Regions from separate parts of the Homo sapiens genome. Here region 1 is linked to region 2. The links are chromatin loops, found by intact Hi-C in ENCODE. Cell type or tissue: CD4-positive, alpha-beta T cell. All regions are shown on one strand. Each heading gives the region's core, and the rest is flanking DNA. Links, peaks and the distances in the headings are about the cores only.

What was found. Peaks named below come from ENCODE experiments on the same cell type or tissue, not always from the same donor. Only the 100,000 strongest peaks of a DNase experiment are listed, where the experiment ranks them.
Region 1: it touches region 2 in a loop (4-fold over the local background); 8 of 110 quality-filtered maps call a loop at or near these places.

What each region holds. Positions count from the first base shown.
Region 1 is chr15:50,761,332-50,771,289 of GRCh38, reverse strand. It overlaps SPPL2A (signal peptide peptidase like 2A), which reads left to right and starts at 5,584. Exons shown (of 15, transcript NM_032802.4): 1 at 5,584-5,822. The coding sequence starts at 5,757. RefSeq lists a silencer at 5,550-6,009. In CD4-positive, alpha-beta T cell, for the core only: no CTCF peak of the experiment used is centred there; DNase peaks (open chromatin) are centred at 5,539, 5,849 and 6,629; H3K4me3 peaks cover 2,134 bases; H3K27ac peaks cover 1,561 bases.
Region 2 is chr15:50,419,786-50,429,743 of GRCh38, reverse strand. USP8 (ubiquitin specific peptidase 8) reads right to left here and starts at 5,339. Exons shown (of 20, transcript NM_005154.5): 1 at 5,230-5,339. RefSeq lists enhancers at 5,092-5,481, 5,520-6,516 and a silencer at 5,592-5,641. In CD4-positive, alpha-beta T cell, for the core only: no CTCF peak of the experiment used is centred there; a DNase peak (open chromatin) is centred at 5,403; H3K4me3 peaks cover 1,950 bases; H3K27ac peaks cover 1,700 bases.

The sequences.
Region 1 (9,958 bases), core at 3,243-8,242, 340 kb before region 2:
AAGTGAGACCCTGTCTCAAAAAAAAAAAAAAAGAAAAGGCCAGGCGTGGTGGCTTACGCCTGTAATCCCAGCACTTTGGGAGGCCAAGGTGGACCGATCACCTGAGGTCAAGAGTTTGAGACCAGCCTGTTTAACATGGTGAAACGCCGTTTCTACTAAAAACACAAAAGATTAGCCGGGCGTGGTGGCTTGTACTTGTAATCGCTGCTACTTGGGAGGCTGAAGCAGGAGAATCACTTGAATCCGGGAGGTGGAGGTTGCAGTGACCCGAGATCGCGCCATTGCACTCCAGCTTGGGCAACAAGAGCGAAACTCCGTCTCAAAAAAAAAAAAAAAAAATGCAGATTCTGATTCTGATCCAGCAGGGGTTTGTTTGTTTGTTTTTTGTCGCCCATGTTGGAGTGCAATGGCAAGATCTCAGCTCACTGCAACCTCTACCTCCCAGATTCAAGCAATTCTCCTGCTTCAGCCTCTCGAGTAGCTGGTTTTACAGGCGCCCGCCATCACACTCGGCTAATTTTTTGTATTTTTAGTAGAGATGGGGTTTACACCATGTTGGCCAGGCTTGTCTTGAACTCCTGCCCTCAGGTGATCTGCCCGTCTCTGCCTCCCAAAGTGCTGGGATTATAGGTGTTAGCCATGGCGCCCAGCCGATCCAGCAGAACTGTACCTATTCCTGGCATGATTACGCATTTCTAACAAGCTTTCAGGTGATGCTCTGATGTTGGTCCAGAGTACATGATTATAGACTTTATTATGAATATCAGTGAAACTAAATAGTCTTCTAGACAGTACAGGGGTCCTCTTAGGAGTTTTCTCAAGAGATTACAGTCACAATGCATCTGCAGTCTGATGGCACAGACATTTGTGTTTGGGCAAGCAGTTCTCCCATTCCTCTCAAGAGTTTATTCAAAACTCTTCAGTAGATGCGTCACTTGGTCCCACTTTCACCACCCACCTCAGCCTCCCGAAGTGCTAGGAATACAGGCATGAGCCACTGCACTCAGCGCATATGTCTTATTTCCAATTATCTAGGGATTTTCCAGACATCTTTTTGTTATTGATTTCCAATTCTCTTGTGGTCAAAGAACATACTTTGTATGATTTAAAACCTCTTAAACTTGGCCAGGCGCGGTGGCTCACGCCTGTAATCCCAGCACTTTGGGAGGTTGAGGCGGGCGGATCACAAGTTCAGGAGATTGAGACCATCTTGGCTAACACGGTGAAACCCCATCTCTACTAAAAATACAAAAAATTAGCCGGGCGTGGTGGCAGGCGCCTGTAGTCCCAGCTACTCGGAAGGCTGAGGCAGGAGAGTGGTGTGAACCCGGAAGGCGCAGCTTGCAGTGAGCCAAGATTGTGCCACTGCACTCCAGCCTGGGTGACAGAGCGAGACTCCGTCTCGAAAAAAAAAAAGAAAACAGAAAAAAAAACCTCTTAAACTTATCAAGATGTGTTTTATGGCCAAATAGTTTATTTGGTAAAGGTCCTGTGTACCCTTAAAATTATGTAGTTGTTGGGTGGAGAGTTCTATAAATGCCAATTAGGTCAAGTTGGTCAATGGTGTTGATCAAGTCTTCTGTATCCCTGCTGATTTTCTGCCTACTTGTTCTTTCAATTATTAAAAGATTTTACTTGAAATCTTTAACTGTAATTATGAATTCATCTATTTTTCCTTTCAGTTTAATTCGTGTTGGAGCATGGGATTTATGTTTCATTTTAATTTCTCAGATCACTCTAATATGCAGCCAGCGTTGAGGGACATTGCTTTAAGCCAATGGTTCTCAAACTTCAGCATACATCAGAATCACACAGGGAACTTGTTATTAATAGAATAGATTGATGGACGCTACTCCCAGAGTTTGTGGGGTGAGGTCCAAGAATTTGCATTTCTTTCTTTTTTTTTTTTTTTTTTTTTTTTAGTACAGACGGGGTTTCACCATGTTAGCCAGGATGGTCTCGATCTGCTGATCTCGTGATCCACCCGCCTCGGCCTCCCAAAGTGCTGGGATTACAGGCGTGAGCCACCGCACCCGGCCAAGAATTTGCATTTTTTATAGTTCCCAGGTATTTCTGATATGCTGATCCAGGAGCCACACTTTAAGAATCACAGTCTAAGCCAACATTTCTCAACCTTAGCTGCATATTAGAATCATCTGGGGAGCTTTAACAATCCTGATTCACCACACAACCCAGATCCATCCGCTTTTAAGGAATAGAATGTGAGGCAAGTTTCCACTAAGCAGTTCTCTACTTGACTTTTCCCTTTGGCTTAGTGATTTTGGGGTCCCAAGATTTATTTTCCTTTCACAAGTTCCAGCACTTTGGGAGGTAGGCAGATCACCTGAGTGCAGGAGTTCAAGACCAGCTGGTAACACAGCGAGACCTCATCTCTACAAAAAAAATACCAAAATTAGCCAGTCGTGGTTGTGCATGCCTGTAGTCTCAGCTACCCAGGAGGCTAAGGTGGGAGAATCACCTGAGCTGGGAGGTCGAGGCTGCAGTGAGCCGAGATCGTGCCACTGCACTTCAGAGCCTGGGGCACAGAGTGAGACCCTGTCTCAAAAAATAAAAACAAACAAAAACTAGAGCTCTTCTGATAGCCCAAGAGCCAGTTTAGAGATTCACTAGGCAAAGGGCCACGAGAGGCAGATGGGAATATTTAGAGATGAAGTCATCCAGTCCATACAGCTATTCTATAAAAGGGGAACCTAGGCTGGGCACGGTGGCTCACGCCTGTAATCCCAGTACTTTGGGAGGCTGAGGCAGGCAGATCACCTGAGGTCAGAAGTTCAAGACCAGTCTGGCCAATATGATGAAACCCCGTCTCTACTAAAAATACAAAAATTAGCTGGGTGTGTTGGTGGGCACCTGTATTTCCAGCTACTTGGGAGGCTGAGGTAGGAGAATCGCTTGAACCTGGGAGGCGGGGGTTGCAGTGAGATGAGATCATACCATTGCACTCCAGCCTGGGCAACAGGAGTGAAACTCCATCTCAAAACAAAAAGAAAAGGAGGGGGTGGGGAACCTGGCTTGCTGTGGGCAACTAGAAAGTATGAAAATAGTCCAGAATTGATAGGCAGCAGATGAGGCAGTTCTTACCTCACTGTGCCCCTAAGCTTCAGACCAACCCACATAGCCATTGACAGCAGATATTTGCACTTGGATATCCTAAAAGCATTTCAAACCCACTTCCAAAAGTATTCCCCCCGACCCATTTATCCCATCAACCCCCACCTACTTCGCCTTTGGCACCCAACTCAATAAATAGCCGAGGGCAAGAACCCGGGAATCATACCTCTCCCTTTATCTCCATGTCTTCAAAGTTACCAAATTCTGCTACAAGTCTTTTAGATCCATCTCCTCCTCCCTATTTCTTCTGCCACAGTTCAAGCCCTCAGTGTCCCTGGATTTTGTTACTACAGATGTCTAACAGGTGTCCTGGCTTCCACTTCTTGACCTGTTTCAACACGTCTGCTGCCCTGCCAGCCACCATAGAGAGCTTTCTAAAACAGAAAGTGTATGTCATTGCCCTATTTATTATTCATTTGTTCTCTACCCCTGGCAGGACAAAGCCCAAAGTCACAAACAGTCCCAATGTATTTATGATTTTGCCTCTGGCCTCTTCTCACATGTCATCTTTCACCACTCATAACTTCAGCCAAGCCCAAGTTTTGCAGTTCCTTCAATGCCACCTTTGGCTTTGACACTAATGGCTCACTCTTCCTGGAAGTGCCCCCCTTCTTCTACCCTTTGCCTGGCTAAAATTAACTCACCCAGACTCAGCTCAGGCTGGTATTTTTCCTGGCACCCCTTTTATAACTCCTTTTGATACTTCCATAACATCTTGTGCAAACAAGAGTCACTACTCACCCTGAACTGTGTTTGCTCACACATCTGTGTCCCTCGTTAAACTATGAGCTGTGGGGTGGCAGGCACACTGTCCTATTCAGCATTTGATATTAAATATTCATCCAACAAATATCTGAGGACCTACTATATGCCAAATACTGTAGATGTAAAGGGTATAGCAGTCAACAAAGCAAAGACACCCCTTGCTATGAAGTGGGAGGTGGCATAAATAAATGAACCTATACATAGAATGAAAAGTGCTGTGCAGATAATTAAAATAAACAATAATATGAAAGTGACTGGACAGGCCGGGTGCGGTGGCTCATGCCTGTAATCCCAACACTTTGGGAGGCCAAAGCGGGTGGATCACCTGAGGTCGAGAGTTTGAGACCAGCCTGACCAACATGGTGAAACCCCGTCTCTACTAAAAATACAAAATTAGCCGGGTGTGGTGGCACGCGCCTGTAATCCCAGCTACTGGGGAGGCTGAGGCAGGAGAATTGCTTGAACCTGGGAGGCGGAGGTTGCAGTGTGCCGAGATTGCACCATCGCACTCCGGCCTGGGCAAGAAAAGCGAAACTCCGTCTCAAAAAAAAAAAAAAAAAAAAAAGAGAAAGGAAAAGAAAAGAAAGTGACTGGACAGGTACTTTAGATTGGGTATGTCAGGAAGTCCCGTCTGGGGAAGCGACATTGAAGCTGATAAGTGAATGTCAACAAGGCAGGCATTCTGAGCTTTGGAGAGAAGAGCACTCCAGCAGGGAGGACTACCAGAGCAAAGTCCGGGCGGCCCACCAGAGCAAAGGCCGGGAGGGCCAAAGGTCCGTGCGCCTTAAAGTGTGGGAAAGTAGTGAAGATGGGGAGACAGGAAGGCAGGGGCCAGATTTACCTTTGCAGGCTAGAGTAGAGTTTTGATTTTTTTTTTTTTTTTTTTTTGGAGACCGAGTCTCGCTCTGTCGCCCAGGTTGGAGTGCAGTGGCACAATCTCGGCTCACTGCAACCTCCGCCTACCCGGTTCAAGCGATTCTACTGCCTCCGCCTCCCGAGTAGCTGGGACGACAGGTGCGTGCCACCACGCCCAGCTAATTTTTTGTATTTTTAGTACAGACTTGGTTCCACCATGTTGGCCAGGATGGTCTCGATTTCTTGACCTTGTGATCCGCCCACCTCGGCCATCCAAATGCTGGTATTACAGGTGTGAGCCATCACACCCGGCCAAGTTTTTATTTTATTCCAAGTGTGATAGAGAGAGACATGATCTGACTTATATGTTTTGAAAGATGGCTCTGGGACTGTTATGTGGCTACTGGGCTGTCCGGAGGGGAAACTGAGACCCGTTTGGAGGAGAGGGAAGTTGGTGGCCTGGATAGAGTGGTGGCAGCAGTTCTGGAGAAAGTGGATGGATCTGGGTTATGTGGTGAGTCAGAGTGGCCAGGAACAAATGACAGGCAGATGAATTAGGGTGACCCTTAGATTTCTGGCTGCATGCAACACTCGGGTAGTTACTGGGGAACCGAGCAGACGCTCAGACACTTCCGAGCCTTGAGAAATCCGTTCTCCCGCCAGGCTTCGGTGTGAGTTAAAGTCGGGCAGCCGGAAAGCGACAGGCTCAGACCCGCAGCCGGTGGCCTCGTAGCGCCGGGACGCCGGGACGCCTGGATACCGGGAGAGCGCTGGGACTCTCCGAGCCCGGCGCGGGGGTTTCCGCATCTTACGGGCGGGGCCGGAAGAGGAAGTCGCGCTGCTGTGGCGGCCGCTGTAGCAGCGGCGGTCCAGTCGTAGCCCGGCCGCCCGCGCCTGTCCGGTCCGGTCCGGCCACGGAGGCAGCGCAGCGGCGGGACTCCGAGCCTACCCCGCCGAGTGAGCTGCGCCGCACCGTGCCGTCCCACCCGGCACCCACCAGTCCGATGGGGCCGCAGCGGCGGCTGTCCCCTGCCGGGGCCGCCCTACTCTGGGGCTTCCTGCTCCAGCTGGTAAGGGGGCGGGAAGGCGCGCAGGCCTCCCAGGGGCTGGGCGGGGCCGGGGCCAAGGCCGGGGCTCCCTTCCCCTACTCCTCGCCCGGCCTCCCCTCTGCCCGCACCTCCGCGGCCTGCTCTCGCACTCCTCTTTCCTCCCCTCCTCTTTCCATTACTCATCTCTTTCCTTCCACCCTCCTCTTTTCCACCCTCTTTCCCCCAACTTTCCCGCCCCCCACTCGGTTCCCGCCCATTGAAGTCTGGCGAAATACCTACCGCAAAAAGATCAGAGGAGCCCCTTAGGTTGCGTTGACCTTGATGCTTCTCGATAGTTGCTCACTGTCCCAGCATATTTAAAATTGACCTCTGGGTTTTATTGTCTAAGCCTTTCTTACCGCTTTTTACCCTTGGGAAGAAAAAAAAATTATACAAGGCGCCAGTATGTTTAGCGGTTCGAGGACTGCACTTTAATTGCACTAACACGGATGTCTTTTTAAAATTCCCTTCCCCCACTGTAGCTCCTGCTTCGCCTTAGGGCTCATTTGATTCTGTTATGAGGGTTTTTTTTTTTTGGAGGGGGGGTTTTAATAGCAGTAATTTAAAATAACTTTTAAAAGAAGACACCAAAATGTAATGCTTTTAGTGGTTTTCAGTTTTCTGCCTAATTTAAAGGGATGGGTGGGGAGCGTCGGTTAAATGTAAGTAAGAAATATGTGTTCATAGATTTGTTTTCATAGTCACAGAGAAGTAATAGTGTTTTAAAATTCAGCCTCAAGTAATTCGAGCTTCAGTGTGGGAGTGGGGTGTCAGGAACCCGGTGTTTCAGTTTTTGTTTCTAGTGACTTTTACTTAGGGAGTTTCAGGTTGGAAACTTACGCATGTTATTTATTACAGAATTGGTGTCGTGTAAGCTTGTTTCGTTCTATTAGAATGTGTGATTTCTTTGAAAGACTGTTTTGCTGACTCTCCAGTTTAAGGGGTTAGTATTAGTGAATACAAAAGTGTCTTTAATATTTATTGAAAAACCAAAATCTAAGCCAAAAAGTAAGTGCCTTTTGGTGTATTCATAACTTTGACAGGCAACATCAGGAACCTGAGAGAATGTATCTAAAAATTGCTGGGGGAGGGGAGTTCGATATAAAAAGAGCAACAAAGTAGCAGTGTTAGTCGGAGTCTTTAAGGTGTTTACTGTGTAATCAGACAGATAATACTTATGTCCAAAAGATATTCAGATAGTATGTAGATGTATGCAAAACTATAACCTAGATATAAAACTTTTCAAAGTGTTTTTGCATTCATTTTCATTTGAATCTCTTGAGCTGATTTTAAGAATGAATATCACATTCGTACTAATCCCTTCTCAACATAAATTAATAGCTTAGTGATACATCAGTTCCTCATAAACTCACATTGAAATTCTTATTAAAGGCCCTGAGCCCTCTCACCAGAAAACTCTACTTAAGTAGACTTGTCATTTGATTTCATAGCCTTCACAAATCTAAAGATCATCCCTGTTCTAAATTGTATCTAGGCTGTCTCCCACGTTCTGGATTTTAGGCCTTTTTTTGTTGTTGTTTTTGTTTTTTTCGAGACGGAGTCTCACTCTGTCGCCCAGGCTGGAGTGCAGTGGCGCGATCTCGGCTCACTGCAACCTCCGCCTCCCAGGTTCAAGCAATTCTCCTGCCTCAGCCTCCCGAGTAGCTGGGATCACAGGCAAGCACCACCATGCCCAGCTAATTTTTGTATTTTTAGTAGAGATGGGGGTTTCACTATGTTGGTCAGGCTGGTCTCGAACTCCTGACCTCGTGATCCACCCTCCTCGGCCTCCCAAAGTGCTGGGATTACAGGCGTGAGCCACCATGCCCGGCGATTTTAGGCCTTTTATATTGCACCTATGTGCTTTGTTGTACCTCACCATGGTAATCTCGGGTTCTATATTCCTCGGTTCTAGGGTTGTTGTGAAGATTAAGTAACATTTTTCTACACTGCAAATGTTTGGTGTGCATCTTATTATATGGGATGTAATGTCCTGATGACTGAATAAACTGACAATATCTGTTTAAATTGTAAGGATCTTTTTTCGATACCAGCTAGTATCACTGATTTTTCTATTTCTTGTTGATTTCTTTATGGATTTGTTTTCTTCTTGGTTCCTCCTTCCTTTAATTTCCTGAGATGTTCTTTCTCATTCCTTTCGTGTTCTGAGAACTTGGGTAGATCTGGTTTCCTTTTCCTCAGCTGGAGTTCTTTCTCCTTTCTGGATACCTAGTTCCTTTCCTCCAACTCTGTCTGAAGTCTTCTACCATTTTCTCCCTGAAGCCCTTTGTTTATTCCTCTTCCCTAATTTTACAGCTCTAGGTAGCCTTTCTGAGTTCCTTTGATTAGTGATGCCAGCTCAATCATTTCATTTCTCCTCTCTGGGCTCTTGAAACTGGCACTACTTGTCCGGGCGTGGTGGCTCACGCCTGTCATCCCAGCACTTTGAGAGGTCCAGGTGGGTGGATCACAAGGTCAGGAGTTTGAGACCAGCCTGGCCAATATGGTGAAACCCCGTCTCTACTAAAAAAAAATACAAAAAAAAAAAAATTAGCCGGGCGTGGTGGTGCGTGCCTGTTATCCCAGCTACTTGGGAGGCTGAGGCGGAAGAATTGCTTGAACCCGGGAGGCAGAGGTTGCAGTAAGCCAAGATCGTGCCACTGCACTCCAGCCTGTGTGACAGAGCGAGACTCCATCTCAAAAAAAAAAAAAAAGAAAAGAAAAAAAGAAACTGGCACTGCTTCCCCTTAGTCATGTAATAACAGGGCCAACATCCTCATCTATAATGGAAGCAGCACGTAGTCTTCAGAAACCACTGGCACATCCATCTAGAAGAGGCAGAGGATTTAGTATTGGAAAGGCCCTTAAAGATCATTTGCCTACCCTCCTCATCTTGTCATCTTCACATCAGAGTGACCTCACTGTGTATTTTGAACTGAAGCTACAGCACATCTGGCTGTTTTAATATTTTTTAAACCCATTAGGTCTAGAAATTAAATGAGCGCCTAGCAGGTAGTTAGCTGTGTCTTGACCTTGCCATAAGTACATTTTATTTTTTGGGTTTTTGTTTTTTTTTTTTTTTGAGATGGAGTCTTGCTCTGTCGTCCAGGCTGGAGTGCAGTGGTGCGATCTCAGCTCACTGCAGCCTCCACCTCCTGGGTTCAAGTGATTCTCCTGCCTCAGCCTCCCAAGTACCTGGGATTACAGGTGCCTGCCACCACACCTGGCTAATTTTTGTAATTTTAGTAGAGATGGGGTTTCACCATGTTGCCCAGGCTGGTCTCGAACTCCTGACCTCAGGTGATCTTCCTGCCTTGGCCTCCCAAAGTGCTGGGATTACAGACATGAGTCACCATGCCTGGCTGCCATAATTACATTTTGCACCTCTCCTTCCCCAGTTCAACCTCGACCCTGGGTCACAATGGTCAGAACTTTATTTCTCAGTGTGGACGCAGTCATGGGATTCTGTTTCAAAGACAATGGATATTGTTTATGCTGGCTCTCTTTTTTTTTTTGTTGAGATGGAGTCTTGCTCTGTAGCCTAGGCTGGATTGCAGTGGCCTTATCTCGGCTCACTGCAACCTCTGCCTCCTGGGTTCTAGCAATTCTCCTGCCTCAGTCTCCCGAGTAGGATTACAGGTGCACGTCGTGATGCCCGGCTAATTTTTTGTATTTTAGAAGAAACGGGGTTTCACTGTGTTGCCCAGGCTGGTCTTGAACTCCTGAGCTCAGGCAATCCACCCACCTCGGCCTCCCAAAGTGCTAGGATTACAGGCGTGAGCCACCGCTCTTGGCCCTGGCTCTTTTTATTTTATTTATTATTATTATTTTTTGAGATGGAGTTTCACTCTTGTTGCCCAGGCTGAAGTGCAATGGTGCGATCCCAGCTCATCACAACCTCTGCTTCCCGGGTACAAGCAATTCTCCTGCCTCAGCCTCCCCAGTGGCTGGGATTACAAGCATGCACCACCACGCCCAGCTAATTTTGTATTTTTAGTAGAGACGGGGGTTTCTCCACATTGGTCAGGCTACTCTCGAACTACTGACCTCAGGTGATCTGCCTGCCTCATCCTCCCAAAGTGTGGGGTTGCAGGTGTGAGCCACCGTGCCCGGCAGCT
Region 2 (9,958 bases), core at 2,324-7,323:
AAACAATTAAATCAGAATCTCTATGGATGAGACATACACACAGGTATTTATTTTCTTATTTATATATTTAAAAAAATACAGAGTCTCACTATGTTGTCCAGGATAGTCTCAAACTCTTGGGCTCAAGTGATCCTCCTGCCTAGGTCTCCCAAAGTGCTGGGATTACAGGCATGAGCCAACCTCGCCTTGCCCACATAGGTATTTTTAAAAAGCTTCCCAAATGAATTCTAACACCAGTCAAGACTGGGAACCATCAATATAAGAATGAATATAAACATGCTGCTAGGAGCAACAAAATAATATGAAGGCAACAATTTGTTTCCAGCTGAAATCAGCATCTTAAATCATTCAACCTACCAAAATTTTAAAAAATCATTTTCATTTTTAAAACTCTGTAATTGAGAAATTAAAATAACACCTCCAAAAAAAAAAAAAAAAACACCTCCAGGATGCTTATGCCCATAACTCTTGTTCTGAAATTGGTATTATAATGTGTAATTATTTCATTTTACTCTATTAAAAAGACATGTGGGTTTACACCATTATTGGTATGTTTCAGAATTTAGTGTAGTAGTCCCCCCTTATCCATGGTTTCGCTTTCCATGGTTTCAGCTACTTGCAGTCAACCACAGTCCAAGAATATTAAATAAAAAATTCCAGAAATAAACAATTCATAAGTTTTAAATTGTGCACCACCTCACTTCGCCCAGTCTGTGACATGAATCATCCCTTTGTCCAGTGTATCCACACTGTAGATGCTACCTGCCTGTTAATCACTAAGTGGCCGTCTCAGTTACCAGACTGACTATAGCAGTATTACAGTGCTTGTGTTCAAGTAACCCTCATTTTACTTAATCATGGCTTCAAAGTGTAAAAGCAGAGATTCACGTATGTCAAAAAGAAGTTGTAAACTGCTTCCTTTAAGCAAAAAGGTGAAAGTTCTCAACCTAATAAGAAAAAAAACCAAAAACCTCATGCTGAGGTTGCTAAGATCTATGGTAAGATCTTTTATCTGCAAAATTATGAAGGAAAAAGAAATTTGTGCTAGTTTTGCTGTCACACCTCAAGTTGCACAAGTTATGGCCACAGGGCATAACTTTTATTACACTATATTGTTGTAATTATTCTATTTTATTATTAGTTATTGTTGTTAATCTCTTGTTACTAATTTATAAGTTAAACTTTATCATAAAAATGTATATATAGGGAAAACATAGTATATATAGGGTTCAGTACTATCTGTGGTTTCAGGCATTCATTGGAGGTCTTGAAACATATCCCCTGCAGATAAGAGGAAGACTGCTGCATTATTAAAAACTAAATTGTAGGCCCGGCGTGGTAGCTAACGCCTGTAATCCCAGCACTTTGGGAGGCCGAGGCAGGTGGATTGCCTGAGCTCAGGAGTTCGTGACCAGCCTGGGCAACACAGTGAAACCCCATCTCTACTAAAACACAAAAAATTAGCTGGGCGTGGCGGCATATGCCTGTGATCCCAGCTACTTGGGAGGCTGAGGCAGGAGAATTGCTTGAACCCATCAGACGGAGGGTGCAGTGAGCCGAGATCATGCCACTGCATCCAGCCTAGGTGACAGAGCAAGACTCCCTCTCAAAAACAAACAAACAAAAAACTAAATTGTAATGTGTTAGTCAAAAGAGACAAGGCTTAGTTAACCCTTATTCACTATACATGAGAACTGTTTTACTTGAATTAGTATGGTATTAGTCAGGTGTGCTGGCGTGTGCCTGCAGTCCTAGCTACTTGGGAGGCTGAGGCAGGAGGATCACTTGAGCCCAGGAAGCAGAGGTTACAGTGAGCCAAGGTCATGCCACTGCACTCCAGCCTGGGTGACAGAGCAAGACCTTGTCTCAGTTTAAAAAAAAAAAGGGCCAGGTATGGTGGCTCACGGCTATAATCCCAGCACTTTGGGAGGCTGAGGCGGGCAGATCACCTGAGGTCAGGAGTTCAAGACCAGCCTGGCCAACATGGCAAAACCCCATCTCTACTAAAATACAAAAATTAGCCGGGCATGGTGGCAGGTGCCTATAGTCCCAGCTACTCGGGAGGCTGAAGCAGAATTGCTTAAACCCAGGAGGCGGACATTTCAGTGAGCCGAGAACTCACCACTGCACTCCAGCCTAGAAGACAGAGCAAGACTCCGTCTCAAAAAAAAAAAAAAAAAAAAAATTAGTACGGCTATAAATGTAGAATTCCAAATAAGTTTAATATAATATTTCATCATTCAGTACTAATAAATTTAATATTATGGAACTGTTGCAGGCCTTACTTTCCATTTATTAATCATATGACTTTGAACAAATTCCGTAAATCACTCCCAATACCACCACCACTCTTCAGTTTACTTTCATCTGCAAAATGAAATAGGAACTATTTGTCTGCTTCTATAGGGTGACCATAGGTATCAAGTGAAAAAATATACAAAAACATGCTTTGAAAACTGTAATATGCCATTACAACATAAAGTATTACGGTTAAAGAAATTGGAAATGGGTCAGGCGCGGTGGCTCACGCCTGTAATTCCAGCACTTTCGGAGGTTGAGGCAGGTGGATCACAGGTCAAGAGATCAAGATCATCCTGGCCAACATGGTGAAACCCCATCTCTACTAAAAATACAAAAATTAGCTGGGCTTGGTGACATGCTACTCGGGAGGCTGAGGCAGGAGAATGGCGTGAACCCAGGAGGCAGAGGTTGCAGTGAGCTGAGATCGTACACTGCACTCCAGGCTGACAACAGAGCAAGACTCCATCTCAAAAAAAAAAAAAGAAGAAGAAGAAAGAAAGAAACTGGAAATTGGAAGTGTACCTGATTCTTCATCTGCTATATAAATGCAAACAAGAGTCCAATACAACTTTGTCATCAAAATTATAGTAGGCAAAGCACGGCCACAAATTCTTTGACATTTTTCCTTTCAAAGGTGAGGGTTGTACGCTGGTCTTTGCTCTAACCAACAGAGTATGTTGGAAGTAATGTTGTGCGAATTTCTGGGCTCAGGCTTTTTGGGAGACTGGCAGCTTCTACTTCCTGACTCCTCAAACATGTATTCTCGGAACCTAGCCGCCATACTGTTCAAGTCACGTGAAGAGGCTATGTGTGGGCATTCCAGTTGACATTTCCAGCTGAACTCCTAGCCAACATCAAACGCCTTCACGTGAATTAGCCATTTTGGATGTCCAGACCAGCTGAGCTCTCGGTTGACTCCAAACTCAGCTGCTTATCTGAATACAAACGCATTAAACTCTAGGTGAAAACCACTTAGCTAAGTCCAGGCAGGCCAGAGAAACAGGAGAGATACTAAATTACAGTTTTAAGTCACTATGTTTTGGAGTGATTTGTTATGCAGCAATAGGTAACTGGGACAACAACAAGGTATTTTTTAAATGTTTCCTTAATTATATCTAATTTTATTAGCAACACATACCTGAAGACATTTTTTTCCTTTCACTTCCATAAATATGAGTGCATTTTCATGGAGAAAAGTTCGTAATATAGTGCTAGACTTATGAAAAAAATTTAATGTACTGGCTTTATTTTCCAACTGTCTTACCCAAAAGTCATTTTGATTATTTTCCATTATGTCCACGCTTTTTATTTTTTATTTTTTGAGACGGAGTTTTGCTCTTGTCACCCAGGCTGGAGTGCAATGACGCAATCTCGGCTCACTGCAACCTTCGCTTTCCAGGTTCAAGCGATTCTCCTGCCTCAGCCTCCAGAGTAGCTGGGACTACAGGCGTGCACCACCACGCCCAGCTAATTTTGTATTTTTAGTAGAGACCGGGTTTCGCCATGTTGGCCAGGCTGATCTCGAACTCCTGACCTCAGTGATCCGCCCACCTCCGCCTCCCAAAGTGCTAGGATTACAGATGTGAGCCACTGCGCCCAGCCACGTCCACATTAATAAACAAATGCCCATAAAGATTAAAGTCCAAGTAAATATATTAAAAAACGAAATGCTAAAAAAGGCACCTTTAAAACATTTTTGTTAGTTTTTCTTATACATTGTTTTCTTAAAAAAACAGATGTCTATGTGCAAAATTTCATTAATGAGAGGTGTATTTTTTTTTTAAACTACTACAGGGTCTTCACTAATATTAAAGATGCATCCAATGTGTCACAAGAAAAGGAATACATATTTCAAAGCAGCCATATCAACATGATAAAGACATAACACAACCGATATCACCTTCCAGATATGCTTAATAGTCCAGGGATATGCTGTAAGGAGAAACTACCCAAATCCATCATGAATGACATTCACCAACGAATCTTAAACAGAATCGGCTGAAATGCAAAAATCTGCTTACATAGCAAAGCCGCAGCAGAGCAAGCCTAAAACAGGAATACTTCCTTAACAAATACCACTTGGCATTTTTAATGGCTGCAGCAAGATATTTACAAAACTAACGATGCTTTGCAGATTCAGAAAAGGTAACATCCTTTAGATATAAATCCCTTTCATCTGAAACCCTCAGGTCTCTTAACAAATACTAAATTCCTTAGGCTCTGCAACACCTCCGTGTCAGGTAAATTTTTTGTTAGTGATTAAGTGACTTGTTCAAGGTCACAGAATGAACTGGAGGCAAGAAATAAACCCAGGAGGGTGGTCTGCAGCTTTATAATGCACATCACTGCTAGTAAGGATTCTGATAATTTCCAAGGTGGAGTGGCGGTGAAATTAACTTGTCCCACAACTCTAGGATGGAAGGCACTTTTTAGGGGAAAAAAAAAAAATCTTCTATTTGAGGAAGTCATAGTTTTAACTCTGACAAGCTTATAGGGTCTTTAAACTCAAACTTCACTAAAATCAAGTGTGACTGGGGAAGAAGAGAAACTGGGAAACAGTTTTAGGAGCTACAGTAAGGCCTGGGATTGTAGGCAGATTGCAGAAAAAAAAAAAAACCGGAAGCAAGAGGAAAGAGGTCAAAGTCGGGTATAAGTGTCCAAGAGAACGGAAGATTGGTCAAAGCCACCTTTTAAAACCAAAAAAACACACGAAACTCGCTTGGCAATCCTAGGTAGATGGCGTAAAAGACTCAAGGTTGGGCCTTTCCTCTCCACAAGCTGATTCTACCTTTAGGAGTTGTCCCACTCCTCTCCGCGGACAGAGCTTGTCTCCGGGGTAACCAGCAGCTGGTGGAAGGAAAGGCGTTCATCGTTCACAGCGGACGACTTCCCAGAGAACAGGTGCTAGGGCCCAAGACCCGCACTCACCGTGACGCCGGGCGCGCTTCACTAACGCCAGCCTTCTCGCCAAATGCCCATCTCCCAAGAACTCGAGGGAGAATTAGCCTTGGCTACCAGGACGGAAGCCAGCCCAGCTCACCCCCTTTTCCCGATTTGCATTGCGAGGCGACGCGTCGCGTCTCCAGACGTCACGGCAGGGGCGGGGCTTCGCGTGCGCTCCCTTGACTCCTCTCTCTTCCACCGCCCTCCCCTTTTCGGTGAGGGCCGCGGGGCGAGGGATGGTCGAGGGAGGGTCGAGGAGGACGTTATGGGTGGGCGGTGGCGGCAAGGGCGGGGTTTCTCTGAGTCGGGTCAACATAGTTGGCCGGTCCCTTACCCCCCGCACTGCACCCTGCATTTCCGGGTTGCAAGGCGGCGCCTGGGCCTTGTTGTGGAAGAAGCAAGGTTGCTCTTGCGTCCCTTTACTACGTTATTTTCCTCCTCAGATTGGAAATTAGAAAAAAGGGGATTTAACGCCCCTCTATTTCTGGCTAAACATTCTCTGAAGCCAAGCCTTTGGTCAAAGAAAAACAAGTATTATCCTAAAACATATTTTATGTACAATTTTTAACGTCACTTAAAAGGCCCCGGCGAGGCTGGGCACGGTGGCTCACGCCTGTAATCCCAGCGCTTTGGGAGGCCGAGGCGGGCAAATGATGAGGTCAGGAGTTCGAGACCAGCCTGGCCAACATGGTGAAACCCCCGTCTCTATTAAGAATACAAAAAATTAGCTTGGCGTGGTGGCGTGCGCCTGTAATCCTAGCTACTCCAGTGGCTGAGGCAGGAGAATTGCTTAAACCCGGGGAGCGAAGGTTGCAATGAGCCGAGATCGCGCTACTGCACTCCAGCCTGGGCAGCAGAGCAAGACTCCGTCTGGTTGGGCGAAGGCCCCGTGTAATAGAAACGAAATGAGACGTCTGAACTTTCTCGCGAGCTGATCTTTGTACTCTCTTAGAGAAAGGTGATTGGATGCTCCGGTTGCCTGTAAACATAAAATTGACTTGGGTGGAGCTTTAGGCAGTAGTCACTAAGTCCTCAGGAACATTCCAGGTGTCTCAGGGATGGGAAATCTGGCTAGCGAGGTCTAGTAAATGCTTTAAGTGAAAGTGTGTGCCACATGGTACAGTGTACACTGCTCGGGTGATGGGTGCACCAAAATCTCAGAAATGACCACTAAAGAACTTTTCCATGCAACCTGTTCCTCCAAAACTACTGAAATAAAAATTTTTAAAAATAAAAAAGGATAAAATAAAGAAAGTGTGTTCAATGAATTTGTGATGAAGGCCAGGTTGCAGTGGCCCAGGCCTGTAATCCCAGCACTTTGGGAGGCTGAGGCAGGAGGATCCCTTGATCCCAAGAGACAGAGACCAGCTTGAGCAACAAAGGGAGACCCTCATCTCTACAAAACAAAAATTTAAAAATTAGACCGGGAGCGGTAGCTCACGCCTGTAATCCCAGCACTTTGGGAGGCCAAGGTGGGCAGATCACTTGAGGTCAGGAGTTTGAGACCAGCCTGGCCAAAATGGCAAAACCTGGTCTCTACTAAAAATACAAACATTAGCTGGGCATGGTGGCGCGTGCCTGTAATCCCAGCTACTGAGGAGGCTGAGTCAGTGAATCGCTTGAACCTGGAAGGTGGAGGTTGCAGTGAGCCGAGATCGTGCCACTGCACTCCAGCCTGGGCAACAGAGCGAGACTCCTTCTCCAAAGAAAAAATCTAAGTTACAAATAGGATTTCCATTTTCCATAGAATCTAAAACTCCCCAAATTGCTGTGAACTACAGCAGTATTTTCTCCATTTGGTAAGAGACATAAGGACAGCTTAACTACCCTTCTTTATCCAAACTAAGTCAAAAACAGAACCCAGGTTTCCTGATTCCCACTCCCAAGTAAAACTAAATAGGTTTTATGTATGTTGCAGCTGTTGCACCCTTTTCCTCTTTGAAATAAAACTTTTCTATTTCATTGGGGAAAGAAAACATGACTGAAAGTCCAAAATGTGGCCAGGCGCGGTGGTTCATGCCTGTAATCCCAGCACTTTGGGAGGCCAAGGCGGACGGATCACGAGGTCAGGAGATCGAGACCATCCTGGCTAACACGGTGAAACCCCATCTCTGCTAAAAATACAAAAAATTAGCCAGGCGTGGTGGAGGGCGCCTGTAGTCCCAGCTACTCAGGAGGCTGAGGCAGGAGAATGGCGTGAACCCGAGAGGTGGAGCTTGCAGTGAGCCGAGATGGTGCCACTGCACTCCAGCCTGGGCGACAGAGCAAGACTCCATCTCGAAAAAAAAAAGAAAGTCCAAAGTGTTAGCTTAGAGCTCAAAACACTAGCTGCTGTTTCAAGGTCCAGGACATTAAATCCAGATGAGGGCCTTCACCTTTGACACCTGCCCTCGAGTCCTTCAGACATGTTGAGAGAGACTGAGACAGGGGTCTTGCAGGGTCAGGCAGGAAGGAGAAGCACAGCAATATACATATATAATATACATAAAACTGATTAGATTTGTTTAAGAGTGGTGGGGATTAGGGCCATGTGGAGAACTCATGGCCTGTCTACATTGTTGCCATGTGGTAATGGGGCAGAGTATTGCCAATTTTCTGATTTTCTGTGTGTGGGAAAAATCTCCAAACTGGTTTTTAAATTTGGGGAATATATATATATATATATATAACCCATATACATACGGATTATGTTAGTTGACAACAACAGTATACATAAAAAAATTTACAAACACTGCAAAACAAATAAAATCCAAGCCATCCATTTGTGACCATAGTCATAAGCATTAACTTAGCCAGGGGCTTTTAGATAATTCTCTGTTAAAGAGGAATTCTGAGAAAAGACTAAGATAACCAAAATGAACATAATGTCAAAGAATGAAATCATGGGAACAATTTGGATTTTGTTCCAAAGTCAAGTGTTTTTTAAAGAATCTTTCCATACTTCATGTTTTGTTCTATGGAGTTCAACCTTTTGACTTCCATGGCCCTTTAGATCTCTTTCGAGCACATTCCATGATTTTTCTCCTGATCATACTCCCTCCACAAAAACCTTTTTCAGCTGGGTGTGGGAGCTCACTCCTGTAATCCCAGCACTATGGGAGGCTGAGGTGCGTGGATTGCTTGAGGTCAGGAGTTTGAGATCAGCCTGGGCAACATAGCAAGACCCTATCCCTACAAAATATTAAAAAATTAGCCTGGCACAGTTGGTGCATGCCTGTAGTCCAAGCTACTTGGGAGGCTGAGGCAGGAGGATTGGTTGCACCCAGGAGTTTGAGGCTTCAGTGAGCTGTAATTCCGCCACTGAACTCCATCCTGGGTGATGGAGTGAAGACCCTGTCTCTTTGAAAAAAATAATAATAACGATAATTAATTTTTAAAAACCCCTTTTTAATTTCCCAACATTTTTTGGCTACTATGATCTCTAAGTGTTACTTCAAATAATTTCCAGTGAATCCACACTTGATGTTGCAGAGCCTGAGTTTGCTGCAGAAATATAATTTCCCACACTCTATGCCTAAAGGGGATTCAGAGCTATCACTGAAAACCAAAAGTATTGGTTTTTAAAGGTGCTTAGACAAAAAAGTCAGGAAAGGCACTCTAAATGTTTAACAGCAATCATCTTTGGGGTATGGGCATCTTGGTAGGTACAGTGTGGTGGATGTCCGTATTTTATCCACCTGAGAGATTATTTGAACTTGTTACACTGAATGTGTATTACTTTTATAATAAAAAATAATTAAGATTTAAAACAATGTATTTGATTAGTAAAAAGCAAATTATATAAATCAGTTTAATAATAATGTTAAGGAGGCCATTAAACAATGATTTGACCAAATCCATATCAAAGTTTGATTGAATTTTTTGGAAATCAGATATTGTGTTACTCTCTGCCCTGTTCTCTGTGAAGTCTTTTCCTTAAACAACTACAAACTTATATGAATAATAGTTCACAAAACTTTGTTGTCCTCTTCCTCTGTAGAAATTAAAACCAAATATATATAATTGAGAAATAATTATAATACTCTTCATTCCTATAAAAGTAATTAAGATAGACCTATAGGATTGTTGAGTATGGCTGCTAAATACAGTAACTAGTAACCACAGCTAGTTGTAAAATTAAAAATTCAGTTCAGTCAAAATATCCATATTTCAAGTGCTCAACAGCCCCTGGTAACTATTGGTTACCTTATTGACCAGCAGATACAGGCTACTTCCATTATTAAAGAAAGCTCTAATGGACAGCACTGGACTAGGGCATGTATTCTGTATTTTTCCCCTCACCCACCATCCAGTAATGAATAATAGTAAAGAGTAAAAGCAAAAAAAAAAAAAAAAAAGTATTGTAACAAACCAGGCAGCAGTATCTATGGCACCTAGAATCTAAGCGGTCATCAGCTGTTTAGAGGCATGGCCTGTATTTGATCACAGCTTCAATTTACATGCCATCCAGCATAAGCAGTAGTCCAAAATCTGGTTCATCTTCCATTCATTTAACAAGTACTTACTGAATGCATGTTCTATGCCAGGCATTGTTTTAGATTCACAATATAAAATTCCTGCTCAACACGGAGCTGACTTACATTCTAGTCGAGGAGACATACAATAAGCAAATACACGTAGACTATGTCAGGTGTTGTTAAGTGCTAGAAGTGTTAGAAGAAAAATAAAACAGGATAAAGGACTAGCAAGGACAGTGGTTTTTGTTTGTTTGTGG